2 separate regions of the Homo sapiens genome follow, and region 1 is linked to region 2. The links are chromatin loops, found by intact Hi-C in ENCODE. Cell type or tissue: MCF 10A. All regions are shown on one strand. Each heading gives the region's core, and the rest is flanking DNA. Links, peaks and the distances in the headings are about the cores only. Region 1 has its middle 50 kb from the start of SOWAHC. Region 2 overlaps SEPTIN10 (septin 10).

The links. Hi-C counts contacts between places; a loop is a spot of excess contacts. Peaks named below come from ENCODE experiments on the same cell type or tissue, not always from the same donor. Only the 100,000 strongest peaks of a DNase experiment are listed, where the experiment ranks them.
Region 1: it touches region 2 in a loop (4-fold over the local background); 10 of 110 quality-filtered maps call a loop at or near these places.

What each region holds. Positions count from the first base shown.
Region 1 is chr2:109,659,903-109,668,242 of GRCh38, reverse strand. It overlaps a transcript of RANBP2 not described here and the pseudogene BMS1P19. Among named protein-coding and RNA genes, the nearest start is that of SOWAHC, 50 kb to the right of the region's middle. In MCF 10A, for the core only: no CTCF peak of the experiment used is centred there; a DNase peak (open chromatin) is centred at 4,342.
Region 2 is chr2:109,541,747-109,550,086 of GRCh38, reverse strand. SEPTIN10 (septin 10) reads left to right here. Exons shown (of 11, transcript NM_144710.5): 10 at 3,850-4,037; 11 at 5,763-7,288. The coding sequence ends at 5,778. It also overlaps a transcript of RANBP2 not described here. Among named protein-coding and RNA genes, the nearest start is that of SEPTIN10, 68 kb to the left of the region's middle. In MCF 10A, for the core only: a CTCF peak has its summit at 3,821; a DNase peak (open chromatin) is centred at 3,796.

The DNA of each region.
Region 1 (8,340 bases), core at 86-8,085, 120 kb before region 2:
GAATCCACATAACCATAGTTTACATCACTTTAAATCTTGACAGCTCCAGATGCTGAAAATGAACCCGGGTCCTGCAATTGCAGGCTTCATTTCTCCTCTCAAAGGCACAGTCTGTATGATGTGTTCAACAGGAACATCTCTTGGGCTCTCGCCCCCTGACTTGTTATTCACAAGCACCGTGGTGTTTGAAATCATCCATTTCTGCAGATCTATGGCCAGCCTTCCCATTCCAAAGGCTCACTGCAATTGCTCCTCAGCCCTCTTCAGACTGGATTTCTGGCTTCTTCTTTCCCTCTGACCCTGAATTCAGAAGAGCTTCTTCTGAGGTCCTCTTGCTGCTTCAGCTTCTCCTTCTGCTTGAGGAGTGCTTTAAAATGCTCTTTATTCTGCAGGTGCTGCTGCTTCTTGGCCTTCTGCACCCTCTGACTGCACACTGTACTCAGAGCATCCAGCAGTGCAAGGATCTGACAGGGACAAAACCTGGCGAGCATCAGAATACTCTCACAGACACCGCACACTCCCATCCAGGCATGTCAGCTGATGGAATCCAAGATAGAGGCAATCCAGGATCCAAATGAATGTTAACGCCTTGAAAATGCATCCCGAGCTAGGAAATCATTGTTGGCATGGAGATACAGGTGTGAGCACATTTACCTTTACCGCAAAACCACCTCTGTTCATCATTCTATGGGCTCTGTGTGCCACTAACCAGGAGGAAGGGCTCCCCAGCCATGCCTATGACTCCACATTAAAATGCACAGGGCAGAACACGGCCAAGCAAAGGACTGGAAATAGACTCCAGCCCTGCCTCTAACCTATAGTTCTAGTGCCGTGAATAACTCTGGTCTCATCCCCTCCTGATCAAAACTGAGTTACAGTAGAAATGCAAAGTGTGCTGCCAAGAGTGTTATTTTCCTCTCTAAATGGCAGTCAATTGGCCACAGGACCTTCCTTTCATGAGGCTTGCTTATGATGGTTGGTCTCTGCCTGTCCTTCAGCACCTTGCCTGCGTTTGCTTGGGTCTTGGGCTTGTTCTTAAATGGCAAGGCTTTCTGCAAGGCTTTTGGAATGTGCAGTGAATTAAAATGTTTCTTATGCCTCAGGATTGGCTGAAAAGTAAAATAAAACAAAAACTGGGATATATTTAGATTATGATCTATGTGTATTTGAAACCCACAAAACCTTCTCACTGGATTGACTTTTCCATAAGATCAGTAACACTAGAGTCAGCTGACTCTCAGAAATCAGGACTCAGTCATCCATCAAATATGGACTGCCTCAGTGGACACCCACAATTCTAGGCAGAGGAACAAATACAAATAGCTTATACTTGCAACTCTTCCAGAAAACCAACCGTGCCCATTTCTATGGTATAAAACTATGAGGTCTCAACACAGCAGATGCATAGATCCAGTTTCCTCTCATGTTAAATTCAGACCTTGTCTTTGGGCCACTGAGGTGATTATTTTTTTCAGCCTAATGAGTATAATAATCTAGCTTTTCATCTTGACTGTCAACCTCTCTGGATTTAAGGACATAGTTTTTCCTCCAATTAGCAGCCAACATGTCTTCATCTCTGGTTCTAATTAAGAGCTTTAACTTTATTCTGTTTCTGATAGGAGCCTGGCTTTAAAAAGTGAGATTTGAACAACAGACAAGGGCAAACACTGTACATTGAATTTTCAGGTTAATTTAAGTTTTATGTTTCATGAATTAAGATAATCAAAATTCTTAACTGCCTCAGAAACGTTGTTAGTAAGTTGAAAGTTGTGCTCTAGTCTTTTTACCAACGTCAACTATACAGATAATATTTCTCCTATGCCCTTAAATTTATCATTAAGGACATAATTCACAATAATATTCCATATTATCTGTTTAGGAACACATATTGCTTCAGAATTAAAGAATTCAGAGAAATCTCCTTCTCACAAAAAAAGTGGCACCACACGCTGGACAATGGGCACCACATCCTAAGTATGTTTTAATACAAATTCATGTAAGGTGCTCCAAAATTTCATTAACTATTTTATAGAAAAAGCAATGCCTGTGAGACTTCTGTTTCTAGCAGAAATAGATGTATTTATTTTGCAGTAATTTTTTTTTTTTTTTTAGTTTTTTGTTTTGTTTTGTTTTGTGACAGAATCTGTCTCTTTTGCCAGGCTGGAGTGCAATGGCATGATCTTGGCTCACTGCAACCTCCGCTTCCCAGGTTCAAGCAATTCTCCTGCCTCAGCCTCCTGAGTAGCTGGGATTACAGGCACCCACCACCACACCCAGCTAATTTTGTATTTTTAGTAGAGACAGGGTTTCTCCATGTTGGCCAGGCTGGTCTTGAACTCCTGACTTCAGGTGATCTGCCTTCCTCGGCCTTCCAAAGTGCTGGGATAGCAGGCATGAGCCACTGCACCCGGCCTTTCTTAGGTTCTTACTATTTATTTATGACAAATATTTGACATCCATGATTCTCTCCAGTCAAAAGTTCTTTAATACAATCTGTTGGCATTGGCCAATTGGAAAATGGAGTCATGTGACTCACCCATCCTGCGAATGGCCCCGCAGGTAGCATACATTTTAAACTGGCTGTTAAACCTGCCTGCGATCAGGCCAGTTGCGGTGGCTCATGCCTGCTATCCCAGCACTTTGGAAAGCTGAGGCGGGCAGATCACCTGAGGTCAGGAGTTCGAGACAAGCCTGACCAACATGGAGAAACCCTGTCTCTACTAAAAATACAAAATTAGCTGGGCGTCATGGCATGTGCCTGTAATCCCAGCTACTTGGGAGGTTGAGGCAGGAGAATCACTTGAACCCAGAGGTGGAGGTTGTGGTGAGCCAAGATCCCACCATTCCCCTCCAGCCTGGGCAACGAGAGCGAAACTGTTTCAAAAAAAAAAAAAAAAAACCTGCTTGCGACATTATCAACCTTGGTCCCATTCTTCTGGATGGATTCGTGGTCCTTGGCATCAATGATGCAGTTGCTATCGGACCATTTCCACGGCACGTACAGGTCCACGAACTCACCAGCATCATTCTGCATCTCAAAGCCGCACCTGCTGCCACCACATCACGCACAAGCAAAGAAAGACATTTTCTGATAATTATTGCATTTGCAATTTCAATTTGTTCCCAAGCTGGTAGTATGTATGTATGCTGTACTTCCATAAAGGTTTTTTGATAATAAGGTTAAAATTAAAATTTAAAAGTAGAATTGTGATATCTCATTTTGGTATAATTATTTTTTTCTATGTGTAGGTATGCATTGAGTTTTTTTGTTGTTGTCATTTTGTTTTTGATTTTGGTTTTGGTTTTTTTTTTTAGACAGAATTTTGCTCTTGTTGCCCAGTCTGGAGTGGAATAGCGTGATCTTGGCTTACTAAAACCTCTACCTCCCAGGTTCAAGCAGTTCTCCTGCCTCAGCCTCCCAAGTAGCTGAGATTACAGTTGTCTGCCACCACACCCAGCTAATTTTTGTGTTTTTAGTAGAGGTAGGGTTTCACCATGTTAGCCAGGCTGGTCTTGAACTCCTGACCTAAGGTGGTCCACCTGCCTTGGCCTTCCAAAGTGCTGGGATTACAGGTGTGAGCCACCGTGCCCGGCCCACATTGAGATATTTTTATTTTTATTTATTTATTTACTTATTTTAATAATAATTAAAATTCTTTCACCCAGGGTGGAGTGCAATGGTGTGGTCTGTGTTCCCTGCAACCTCCTCCTCCCACATTCAAGTGATTCTCCCACCTCAGCCTCCTGAATAGCTGGGATTACAGGTGCCGGCCACAATGCCAGACTAATTTTTTTATTTTTAGTAGAGATGGGGTTTCACTATGTTGGCCAGGCTGGTCTCGCACTCCTGACCTCATGATCCGCCCGCCTCGGCCTCCCAAAATGCTGGGATTACAGGTGTGAGTCACTGTGCCTGGCCAAGAGATTTTTATAAGAATCTTTGCTAAATATTCATAAAGGTTATTTCTGGCTGGTAACATTTAAGGTGAGTTTAAATTCATATTGTTGTTTGAATTTCTATAACGTATGCATCTTTACGGAAATCGAGTGATGGCATTTTGCTGCAAAGTAAAAAGACCTTTTTCAATGGGAAGGATGGGTGAAAACCAAGAGGTAGTAGAAGAGGAGTAAATGTAATTAGGGCTGCTGAGCAACAGAATAGAGCAGTCTGCTTTACATAGGAGTGATCCACTGGCTTTGGAAGTATCCCAGAAGAAGAGAATGAAGGGCTGTCTCTGCAGAGATTTCACCCTGTGCCTCCAGCCCTGAGTCCATGTGTCTGAAGCCATGACTGTGCTGTAGTTGGCTACTGTCCAGCGACATTTGGGAGGCACTGGTCTCATTAGAGCTTTTCACTCAAAGCCAACTGGAGGAGGGGTTATTTCGGGAAATGACTCCTAGACACGTCTGTTCTCTTTGCTGGCGTGTGGATTCTTGTTAGCCTCAAACACAGAGGCTGTTCCCTTTAATTTAGGTGTTCTATCAACCTTCCCACCTTTTGCCTCAAGTGTTCCTGGCCTTAATTTAGACTAAATTCACTTCTGTTTATATGGTTCTTCTGCAATTTCTGCAGACATTCCAGCTATAATTCCATTTTATCTTCCTAATATAGTTGTGAGTTTCAGCATTGCCATGAGCTCTGTATATGATCAGTAAGGGAATTTAAAATGATGATCTCCTTTTCAGTTATTTAGCAAACTGTGAGACACTTGCTCTATGCAAGAGCACAACTCAACATTGGGTATACACTAGAAAGAAGCCAACAGGAGTAGGAATTTTTATCTGTTTTATTGATCTACTTCCAGCACCCAGGACAAGAAGCAGGGCACAGTAGGTACTCCACAGTGGATTGCTGAAATGAATGCACAAATGAATGAAACACCTTCCTTGCCTTCAAATATCCCCAGCTAATGGAGGAGATAGACATGCTCTTAAATAGAGATATACAAGGTACAGAGTATGTGCAAAGTGCTGTGAGAGCCCACAAGAGGGAGGAAAAAGGTCTTTGAGGATGAAGGAGGTTTTAAGCTGAGCTCTAATGAATGAATATGAATAGGATTTTGATAGAATGAGAAATCAATGGGAGCATTTCAGGTAGAGGGAGTAGCACAAAGTACCTTCAGGGAAAGCTAGTTGTCCAAGTGTGGGAGAGGGAAGGACACTAGGTGGAGTCAAGGCCAAGGAGAGATTGTGAAGGTTAAATTGAATGATGTTCCAAGCAACTCAGGTGTGGTCCATAGATGGCAGGTGGAAGCAATGGAAGTCTTTTGATCAGCTGAGTGTTAATATCTACTTTGGAAGTGGAGCACTGTGGCAGTACAGATGCTCTGCTTGAGAAGAACCACATTGGAGGCCAGGGGATCATTAGGAAGCCATGGCAATCGCACAAGGGAGAAGGCGGTGGGAATAGAAAAGAGGACAACTTTGAAAACTGCTTTAGTTCACATCCTCTGAGAAGCAGATACCAATGAGGAGTTAGGTTTATTTGCAAGAGATTCACTGAGGGAAACACCTATGAAATATAGAGGGTGAGGCCGGGCATGGTGGCTAATGCCTATAATCCCAGCACTTTGGGCAGCTGAGGTAGGCAGATCACCTGAGGTCAGGAGTTCAAGACCAGCATAGCCAACATGATGAAACCCTAAAAATACAAGAATTAGCCAGGCATGGTGGCTAAAAACACAAAAATATAAAATTTAGCCAGGCATGGTGGCTAAAAATACAAAATACAAAATCTACTACTAAATATACAAAATTATAAAATACAAAAATTCCTAAAAATACAAAAATTAGCCAGGCATGGTGGCGGGTGCCTGTAGTCCCAGCTACTTGGGAGGCTGAGGCAGGAGAATCCTTTGAACCTGGGAGGCAGAGGTTGTAGTGAGCCAAGATCGCGCCACTGCACTCCAGCCTGGGTGACAAGAGTGAAACTCTGTTTTTTAAAAAAAGAAAGAAAGAAATATACAGGGTGAACCAGAGAAGGTGGGAAGATCTTTCAGACTGCAATGCAGGTCTGACCTTGGTGAAGGAGAGAAAAGGAAGGAGGACAAAGGAAAGTCTCAGACTCAATACAGACCTAAGAAAGTTCTGCCAGGCGATGGGGAGTCCTTGAGCCAAAGTCTCCCTCGGAAAGACTCCTGCATGTGGCAGAAATGGGTGTTTGTGCTCAGTCATGGTCTGGAAAGGGTGGTCTGCAAGCAGATACAGAGACGGACCCTGAAGGGCAGTAGCTGGGGCCTTCAACCAATTATGATCCCTGCAGCAGGAGGCATGAAATGTGCATCTTTATGGCCACCACCAAAAACTTACTGGAAGATGGATCTAGGGAAGAGGGAGAAGTCAAGCTTACTCAAAGGTTTGTAGCTGGGCATCTGGGTGGGTGATAATACTATTACCAGAGGAAGAAATAGAGTAGGAGGAGCAGGCTTTACTGGGGACATTAATGAGTTAGACTTTGAACAGGTTTACCTGTAGGGCATCCAAGGGATATATCCTGAAGACAGCTGAAAGTCAAGGATAAATGCAGCAGACTTCCAGCTACTCACTGTGCCCCATGTCTTGCACTTTCTAGGCTCACCCTTATCTACCTTTTCCAGTATTCCTTGCAGGTAGGTATGACCATATGACTGATCTCCACAGTGGAATATAAGCAAAAGTTTGTGACACTCCCATTCCTGGCCCATAGAACCTTCTACTTGGCCAGGCACGGTGACTCATGCCTATAATCCCAGCACTTTGGGAGGCCAAGGCAAGCAGATCACGAGGTCAGGAGTTCGAGAGCAGCCTGGCCAACATGGTGAAACCCTGTCTCTACTAAAGATCCAAAAAATTAGCCAGGCATGGTGGCAAGCGCCTGTAATCCCAGCTACTCGGGAGGCTGAGGCAGGAGAATCGCTTGAACCCAGGAGGTGGAGGTTGCAGTGAGCTGAGATCGTGCCATTGCACTCCAGCCTGAGCAACAGGGTGAAACTCCGTCTCAGAAAAAAAAAAAAAAAAGCCCTTCTACTAATGCTCCCTCATGCCCCTTCACCTTCCGTTAGTCTGCATTGACAGGGCAAACAGGAAGCTTCATGTTGAAGGTGGCAGAGCTTCCATAAACCTGGGTCCCTAAGTGACTGCATGGAAGAGAGTCCCTCTGCCCATAGCCTTGGGCTTTTTAGCTGAGCAGGAAATACATTGCCTTTGTGTTCAGGCCATTATCTATTTTATCATATATCTGTTTTAGCAGATAAGCCAACCCTAACTAACCTAAGGATGCCTAATTAGTACATTGAGGTCTGAAACAGAGGTCAAGCTAGAGCTGTAGCTATAGGAGTAGAGATAATTCAGGAGAAAGCACAAAATGAGAGAAGAGTGCTTAAGACAGACACTCAGCTAGCACCTTCTCTACACCCAAGGGCCAGATGGATCACCAGGAGCTGGGGAAGGAAACTGACACCTTAACCCAGACTGTTAGGAGGAGTTGAAGTTATTATCACTGTTTTTCAGAAAATTAAAATGAGGTTCCAAGAGATTTGGCTAAGGTCATGTGGTGGCAGAACCAGCACTCTGCGGCTCAGGCTCCTGGCAGCCGTCAGCCCCTCCCTGGGCCACACCAGGCCAACTGGCTACTCATCCAGCAGTCCCCCATCTGCCTCCTGGCATGGGGACTACTTGATGCCTCCCTGTAGGCTCAGCTTTTCCTCCCTTTGTTTTTCTGGTGTTACTGGTGGAGGGTCTTGACTATGAGTCATCCAGGTTCTTGGTGTTTTGAGCAAATTGGACAAAACACACAATGCAATGAAAGAATGAAGCAATAAAAGCAGAGATTTATTGAAAGGAAAGTACACTCCACAGAGTGGGATCAGGATGCAGCAAGTGGCTCAAGAGAACTGGTTACAGAGTTTTCTGGGGTGTAAACACCCTCTAGACATGTCCCATTGGTTACTTGGTTACACCCTATGTAAATGAAGACTTGGCCTACAATCAGCCTGATTGGTTGCAGGAGGTGACCAATCAGAGGCTGAAGTGAAGTACAAAGTTATACATGAAGACTTGGCCCAACTAGTCTGATTGGTTGCAGGAAGGGAAAAATCAGAGGAACGTTCCATTTTTCATTTGTGACACAGTACAAAGGGAGTAGCTTCTGATCCTTTCCCTAATTGGGTGTGGAGAAGTGGGGTTTTCCTTTTGATTCATTTCTAGGAAATAAGCACAAATTGGCCTTAGTTCTTTGCCTCCAGGCCTTATTCTCCTGCCTCACTGGGACTGACCCCAGCCTGAGACAACAGCTCAGCACCTGCTGCTCAGCATGGGCCCCTATCTTGTGCCCCAACTTTGCTATCTGGGCATTTGCTTGTG
Region 2 (8,340 bases), core at 87-8,086:
ACTCCTGACCTCACGTTATCCGCCTGCCTCGGCCTCCCAAAGAAAAAAGATACTTTTAAAAGGATCTTTGAGTACGAGAATGTGTCGTGTCCTTAAAAGTAGTGTTTACAAAAGATACAGCATTGTACAGTAGTCCCCCTTTACACTCAGTATGGCTTTCTGAGGTTTCAGTTACCCATGGTCAACTACGGTCTGAAAATACTACAATAAGATATTTTGAGAGAGAAAGAGACCACATTCACACAACTTTTATTACATACATTGTTATAATTGTTCTATTTTATTATTAATTATTATTGTTAGTCTCAACACTGTGCCTTAACTTTACTATAGGTGTCTATATATAGGAAAAAACATAGGGTATGGTACTACCTGTGGTTTCAGGCATCCTCCTGGAGTCTTGGAATGTATCCCCCGTGGAAAAGGGGGGACTATCGTACCATACTGATGACTTAATATTCTTAAGAGAATTGGTGACTATTGATAGCACAAAAGATCCCTTGTTTTTAATTTTTTGAGAATTTGAAAATGTATTTGAATTAACTGCCTGTCGTAGTGAATAATGGAACCATGAATGCATGCTTCATGTGTATGGAATAGTTGTTGATAGCCAGAGCTGGAAATGCCACCCAGTGTGAATAACAGTCACATTCACACTTCCCTGCCCCCTTGTTTAATGTTTCCCTCTTTGTAGTTTTCCTGGAATTTTTTAGTCAACCTCATGAATGATGTATAAAGTGCTGTGTGACCTTTCAAGATATTTTAATATTCATGTGAGGTATGCAACCTCCATTTGAGTAACCAGAGAGCTATCTCTAGTCATGTGATAGAAACCTGCCCTTGCTGCTTCCTTTCCAGACTTTGTCCCACTCCTGCTCCTCTCCCACATCACCGATGCACACGTGTGCAGAGAACTGCCACTCTTTGTTTGTGCCACCGATTTGAATGACATCTGGGGAGTGTGCCCTTTAAACACACACACATACCTAACATGTAACTTTTTTAAAAGCAGGAACCATTTAAATAAGCAAATACTAAGGAACTGATGCTTCTCTGAAAAGGCATCCTCTGGAATAAAAGCATCTTATGTTAGGAGGGCCTTAATCGATTATCTGTTTTAACCTTGTTTCCCTTGGAATACTTCTCCTATCAGGTGGTCACTGGCTCACAGGACAACCTATTCCATATTTGGAACATAACAGTTTTATTAGACCAGAGTTTAGCTCTCTGGTTTCTTCTCTCAGTCTCTGATTTTCAGTGAAATATTTCCTCAAATATTATGTCTTTTTTTTTTTTTTTTTTTTTTTTTTTGAGATGGAGCCTAACTCTGTGGCCCAAGCTGGAGTGCAATGGCGCTATCTCGGCTCACTGCAACCTCGGCCTCCCGGCTTCAGGCAATTCTCCTGTCTCAGCCTCCCGAGTAGCTGGGACTACAGGCGCACACTGCCACACCTGGTTAATTTTTTGTATTTTAGTAGAGACGGGGTTTCCCCGTGTTGCCCAGGCTGGTCTTGAACTCCTGAGCTCAGGCAATCCACCCACCTCGGCCTCCCAAACGTCTCCCCCTTTCTAGACAACTTGGTGTCTTAGAAAAAGATAACATAGCCAGGCGCTGTGGCTCATGCGTGTAAACCTCCGTGAGCCAATGAGCCTGTAAACCTCAATGAGCCATCACGCCCAGCTATGTCGTCTTTTTCTAGACACCAAGTCCTGCTTTGTTTGCATGAATGCCAGGTTTCTACCCAGAACTAAAATGTTAATGTCAGATTTACCTAACCAGATCAGAGGACCAAAAATAAGGTTATCTTTTAAAATGTAGATTCTAGACACTGTGGTTGTGTTGTTAGAGGGCACAGCACACAGCTGATTCCTATGGAGCTGGCTTAAGACCCTAGTTTTTTTTTTTTTTGAGGTAAGCCACAATTAAACCAGGTCCACCTACATTCTCCTTGGACCTTGTCTCTCTGAACTGCATGCAGAACTTCACATAACTTTCATCTGTATTTCCTCTCATTACTAGTTCTTCTACATCTTTTAGAATTCTTTTATGAGCAGTATTGTGTGCTGTGCTGGGGGTATAAAAATGAAAAAGACATAGCTCCTAAGTAATCCTCAGGGAGACGTTGCTCCCACAGTTACCCCAGCACATGTGTGCTAAGGGTTTCTCTTTTGCACCTGTAACAGAGCACAGGACACAGAAAGAACTACCCAGGGTGGCAGCTGGAGCAAGCTGAGTTTCCTATTTTTTGTTATTAACAATGGCTAATATTTATCGAGTGCTTACTCAGTGCCAGCCATCATGGTAAAAACGTTAGATAGATGTTTTCTTTTGGTATATCCCAGTTGTTTTAAAGCTTCCTTTTTATTTGTAAGTTTCCAGAGTTTTATGCCCTTCATAGCTTTGAGAAATATGCCTTCTATGATCCATATAGGGCATTCCTTAAATTGTGGAACAAAATAAATTAAAAGGCCTGCCCCAAAATTGACATCTAAGGTGACATTGCTCCCTTTATATGGTTTATCAAGATGATTTTCAGCCCCAAGGAGGTGAAAAACTGCTGAATTGTATTCTTTAAATAATTTTTTCTTCTGCTTTTTTCACTTAAGAGAAATCTCTTGAAACTCATTTAACAGTTGTATACGGGAAGAATAACCCCTATAGGTTCTTATTGGAATGACCCCTTATTTTCAGATTAACCAAAAAAAAAAAAAAAAAACAAGTTTATTAGCATGTATATTTCACATATACAGGGGTGATACAGTCAATGAGTAGTTCTCAAAGAGGCGACTGCATTCTACCTTCTATAGCATCTTCAACAAAGAACAGTTAATTTTTACAGAAATGACAAGACAAAGGAAAAGGACTTGGAGTCTCTAGAGGCAGCAACTTGGAGGAAGGCACATAGCTGGCAGATGAAGGCTAGTCAGTAAAGCTAGTTAATGTAGAGCTGTCTGGTACCAGTCTCCAGGCCCAAAAGGGTCTGAAGTTGTCTTTGGTGGTTAACCTTTGTTCTCCCTGGTTGGGGAAGGGGGCTGGATACCTTTTTTCTTTGTACATCTGTATCCTGCCTTTAGGCGCCTAAAGGGAGGTCAGAGAGCTTTCCTGTATCTGCTGCTTCTTAGTTGCCCTCAGCTCAACAGTCCTGCACATTCTGCTCTCCTACAGCTGCATCAAATGTATTTAGCATTAATTTATTCTTTATCTTTATTGGCTATGTAGGCAATGTTTTTCCTATTATAGTGTAAATTCTACTATGATGAGTATTTTTATATGTAAAGCTTTCTCTGAATTTAGGATTTTTTTAAGCCTAGATCTCAGGACATTGAAAGACTATGGAAAAATAGAATACAGTTTTAACATTCTTGACATAGTTGACAATTGACACTTGCTTTCCAGTGATGTTTACTAGTACAGTTTTCAATAACTGTTTACTGCATATATTTTATTTGGAAAATAGTGTTGTTGTTTTTTTCCTTTCTGGTAATTTCTTTCTATACTTTGCATCTCTTATTTTTATTGAGCATGGACTTGAGAGACTTTAAGAAGTTTTGTAGGGAAAATACACACCGAGAAAATAAAAACTCTAGGAAAAGTTCACAATGTTTTAAAAATAGTTTTGTACATAAAGCTATGATTTTTGCATGGGAACTCATTTAAATTAAAGTTACCAAGGGAATTCCATATGTAAACTTTTCCTTGAACTATGAACTTCTGAGACTTCAGAAAGATTTTGACTGTGTAGGTTATTCTGTGTTGCGCTATGGGGTCCGCCTTTGTGTTGCTGAGCTGGAGAGCGTGCCTCTGCTGCCGCGCTGTGTCAGTAGTGGGGATTGCACTTTTGTTTCCAGCTACAGGCCAAATTTGAGCACCTTAAGAGACTTCACCAAGAAGAGAGAATGAAGCTTGAAGAAAAGAGAAGACTTTTGGAAGAAGAAATAATTGCTTTCTCTAAAAAGAAAGCTACCTCCGAGATATTTCACAGCCAGTCCTTTCTGGCAACAGGCAGCAACCTGAGGAAGGACAAGGACCGTAAGAAGTAAGAGGCCCAGCCACCCTCCCTGGCAGCCCTGCCCACACTTGTCACATTGCCCTGTCGGATCTTCCTAGCGCTTCTTACTTCTGCTTCCTTATGCTTTGTCTTCCTTCTCCAACTAAATGTCAGCTCCTGGAGAGGAGAGACCTTGTCCCTCTTGTTCACTGCTGTTTCCCCAGCATCCAGAACAGCACCTGGCACATGTTATGTGTTCAGTATTTGCCAAAATGAATGAATGAACAAAATAAAAATACATCACAGTGTGAAAAGGATCAGTTAGCTGGGGGAAAATGGCTGCTCTTATTGAATAGCCCAGCCGTGGCCCTAGTACACAGCTAATGGCTGCTGACCTACCATGAGTTATTTTGAATTTCATGTCTAAATAAAGCTGTGCCCTTTGTTGGGGAATTATAGACATAAGATAGTATTTTATTGAATTAATTCTTAGGTTCAGTTTTTTAGAACAAATTCTACTGATACTGATTTTGTGAGAATTTTTATTTTAATAAGGGAACCAGGCTGTCGATTCGAACTCCTGTGCATTGATGTCAGAGCTTGTGAAACCAATGGTGGACGTAAAGACGCAGAGAAAGGTAGAGAGGGCCACAGTGCAAGGGGGCAGCCATGAGTAGCATGTGGATGATAATCGCAAGGCGTGTAGGTTTGGGGTATGTGTTAAAATCAGTTACCCAAGTTTTAGAAAATAAGTTTATTTTTCCTTTTTGATAATTTCCTTCTGTACTTTGTGTCCCTTGTTTTATTTCTCCCACTTAAGTATCCCTGTCGGTTTAACTATTTGGCTCTTGAGGAAATTCATCATGCCTTGTTCTATTCAGAATGCTCATTTGGGGGACTCTGCCTCAGTTTACTCTAGCTACCTCTGTGCTAGCAGCGTTGCATGCTCCCATGTTCCCCACAGAGCAACACATCTGGTTTAATGCTCTCACTGCATCTATTTCAGACCCATTTTCAGAATATTGCAACTCAACTTTAAAATAGGAAAACATAACCTTGGCCCATTGGTGGCTTTCAATTTTTAAATATGGAGAAGTAAACCACAGGACTTTGGCAGATTTTATTGGCTTATATATTTTACAGGTATTTTTGTTTGTTTGTTTGTTTTTTTGGAAAAGAGGAAGGAATTCTCATGTATGATCTTTCAATGCAAGCTCTCCAAGGGCATGGATCTTTATCTTGTTCATTGATATAGCCATCCCCAGAGCCTAGAGCAGTTGTCTGGTACATAGTAGGCATGCAATTATTTTTGAAAGAATAAATAGTATAAAAGCTGTATTTTATTCAAGCATTGAATTTAGAAAGATAAACTATAAATTTATTACTGCTTTTCAACATGCTTTGGATTTTAAAGCTAATGGATCTTTTATTAATACCTTTTTTCCTTTCATCTTAACCCAGTGTTACTAAAATTAGATTTCCCATTTTTTCCCCTATATGAAAGATAATTTACATTTACCTTGTAAAAATTATCACCCTGCTCCACTTGAGAACCCTGCTGTTGTTTGCAAAATCAGGACCAAGCCCATATTTTTTGAGAGCTCTCTAGAAGAATTTATCTTCAAGAAAATATGGTTTGGTGTTTTTGGTTTTTTCTTTTCTTTTTCAAAGTCCCATGGCCAGATATCCTATAATATACTAGATGCATGTTTGCTAATTTTTACTTGAATTTTTTTTAAATTGTACCAATCAAAAGGTTCTTTTTCTTTCCAGCTCCAATTTTTTGTAAAACAGAAGTTCCAGAGCACAGAAGGTCATCATCACAAGCAAACTTTATTAAAAAAAAACTAGAAGTGTGCTTTGATTTTGCTGTTATTTGTTTTATCACTTCTATATTTGGTGAACAGCCACAGTTACTGATATTTATGGAAAAGTACTTTCAAGTACAAGGTCAATACATAAGCCAGAGTGAATGATACTACAAGTTGAGCATCTCTAATTCAAAAATCTGAAATCCAGAAGCTTCAAAATCTGAATCTTTTTGAGCACTGACTTGACCCCACAAGTGGAAAATTCCCCACCCGACACCTTTGCTTTCTGATGGTTCAGTTTAAACAGATTTTGTTTCTTGCACAAAATTTTTGTATAAATTACTTTCAGGCTATATGTATAAGGTGGATGTGAAACATGAATTATGTAATTAGAGTCGGGTCCCGTTGTGTATATGCAGATATTCCAAACCTGAAATCCAAAACACTTCTGGTCCCTAGCATTTTGGATAAGGGATACTCAGCTTGTACCTATATATTCATATATATTCACTGTTGTTAGAAATGTTTAAGTTGCTGTTCTGTGATGAATCTAAATCTTTTCTCTTGCTACCAAGCTATTGTCACTGCAGTGCATTATACCAAAGAGCGAAGTCAGTGCCACTGAAAATACAGAACCCATTAATATCGTGGCTATCTGATTACATTTATATTCCAAGATGAACCTTTTTTATATATGCTAAAAATTTTGGGGAATATGTTTTGGGATGTATTATGGAGCTAAAACTCTAACCTCTTAATAGTTTTATAGAACTTAAAAATTTTTTATACAATTACCCAATTGGTGATATGATCTTAAGCTTTTGTGTCAGATTATTTAATATGATGACTTCATGCTTTATTATGCCTTATTATGGCTGACGTATTACTGTGGTGAAACAAAATATCTTTAAAAGTTAAAACATCCAGATATATAAGCTATTTTTTCCTAAGGATAAAGTACCTTTGAGCATGAGTGTATCACAGCTTTCATTAGGAAAACTTTTCATTACATACTTGTTTAAACTCTGTCTTCCAGGGTAAAAATAATAAGGTTGAATCATTTTATTAAAAATACTTTTTAAGAAAATAACTATGAACATCTGAATATTAAAGATATAAAAATGCACATAATTCATATTTCAGGTGGTATTTGCATTCAGTGCCTTACTGGTATTCTCAGAACATTTTAATGATTTCTAACATTTCTTAACAGTCATAGATATATACATTTTCATTTTTTGTACTTGAATATTCTAAATAAAACTGACATTTACTCTTGACAAATAAAACATATATTTACTAAAATGTGTTTAATTTTCCTTTCTGAAAACTCTCATTTTAAAAACGTTCATTTAATTATGTATTTGAATTATTTTGGAGATGAGGTATTTTATGAGTATTTTCAGACAATGAAACTTATTAGTCTGTGTCAGATTCTGAGCAATCATAGAGTCATCTAAGTTGTAAATAAAACCTTGCATAGCACAATTTATCTGTATACTTTAAATTTTATTTTTGCATTTGAAATTCACAGATGTCTCTCAGTCTTTTAAAACTTCAGTAAATTAAATTATACATGTCATAGAACAAGCTCAGAAGTTTCTTCGCAAGATCAGTGACACCCAGGTTCTGGTAGGCAGGGAGTCCTGGAGGGTAGGTGACCTGAGGTACAGAGCCAGGCCAGCATCACGGTACTTAGTGCCAGCTGAGCAGACTGTTCACAGATGGGCTCGATGACACTGCGGGAGTGTTTGTTACATATGTGGCTATATTTGACCATACTGTTTATAAAGCAGCTCTCCTTAACTCTGAAGAACGTACTTTGAAGTGTGAGATAGGTTGTTGGAATGGTAAACAGTTATTCAAGTTTCTGGTTGAAAAGAACGTAATAAACCTGCCTGAGACTCTCTAGACTTAACAGCAGGGCGGTCGTTTTGTACTGCTGATGACTGCTGTGAGAAAGCCTCACTCCTGCTTCAGCCGCAATGTGAATTTTTAATTCATTTCATATATTTGGGTTCCATGTAAGATTTTATTTTAAAAGAGTTGAACAACAAAGAAAAAATTTTTTAATGACTTCTTCTTACAAAGCTAATTTATCATCAGGCACAAGATTAGAAAATGAATTATCCACTGAGGCATAATCTCCTGGGAATAAAATAAAGCTAGTCATGTTTTGTTAAAAATTTTTCCCATTAAGCTTATGAAACAGTTGTCTCTAACTAACAGCCGTTAATCCTGGTACGTACTCCCTCCGACTTTTAAAGCCCTTTCACATAGACTAGGATTTGAACTTCAAAGCAACACAAGGAAAAAGCATTACAGGGATTATTATCACTATATTGTGGATGAACTCAGTGTAAGCCCCGTGTTCCTATTGGGCCAGGAAATGGGGACACACACATGACTCAGGTCATCCATGCATCATGGAGCAGCCGGAGCAGGCTGGACAACCAAGTAGGTTTGGAGCAGGGCACTCTCAAAAGGGTGTCTGCCTCTCACAGATCACAAGGAGCCGTCCAAAGAAGTGACTGGTCCTG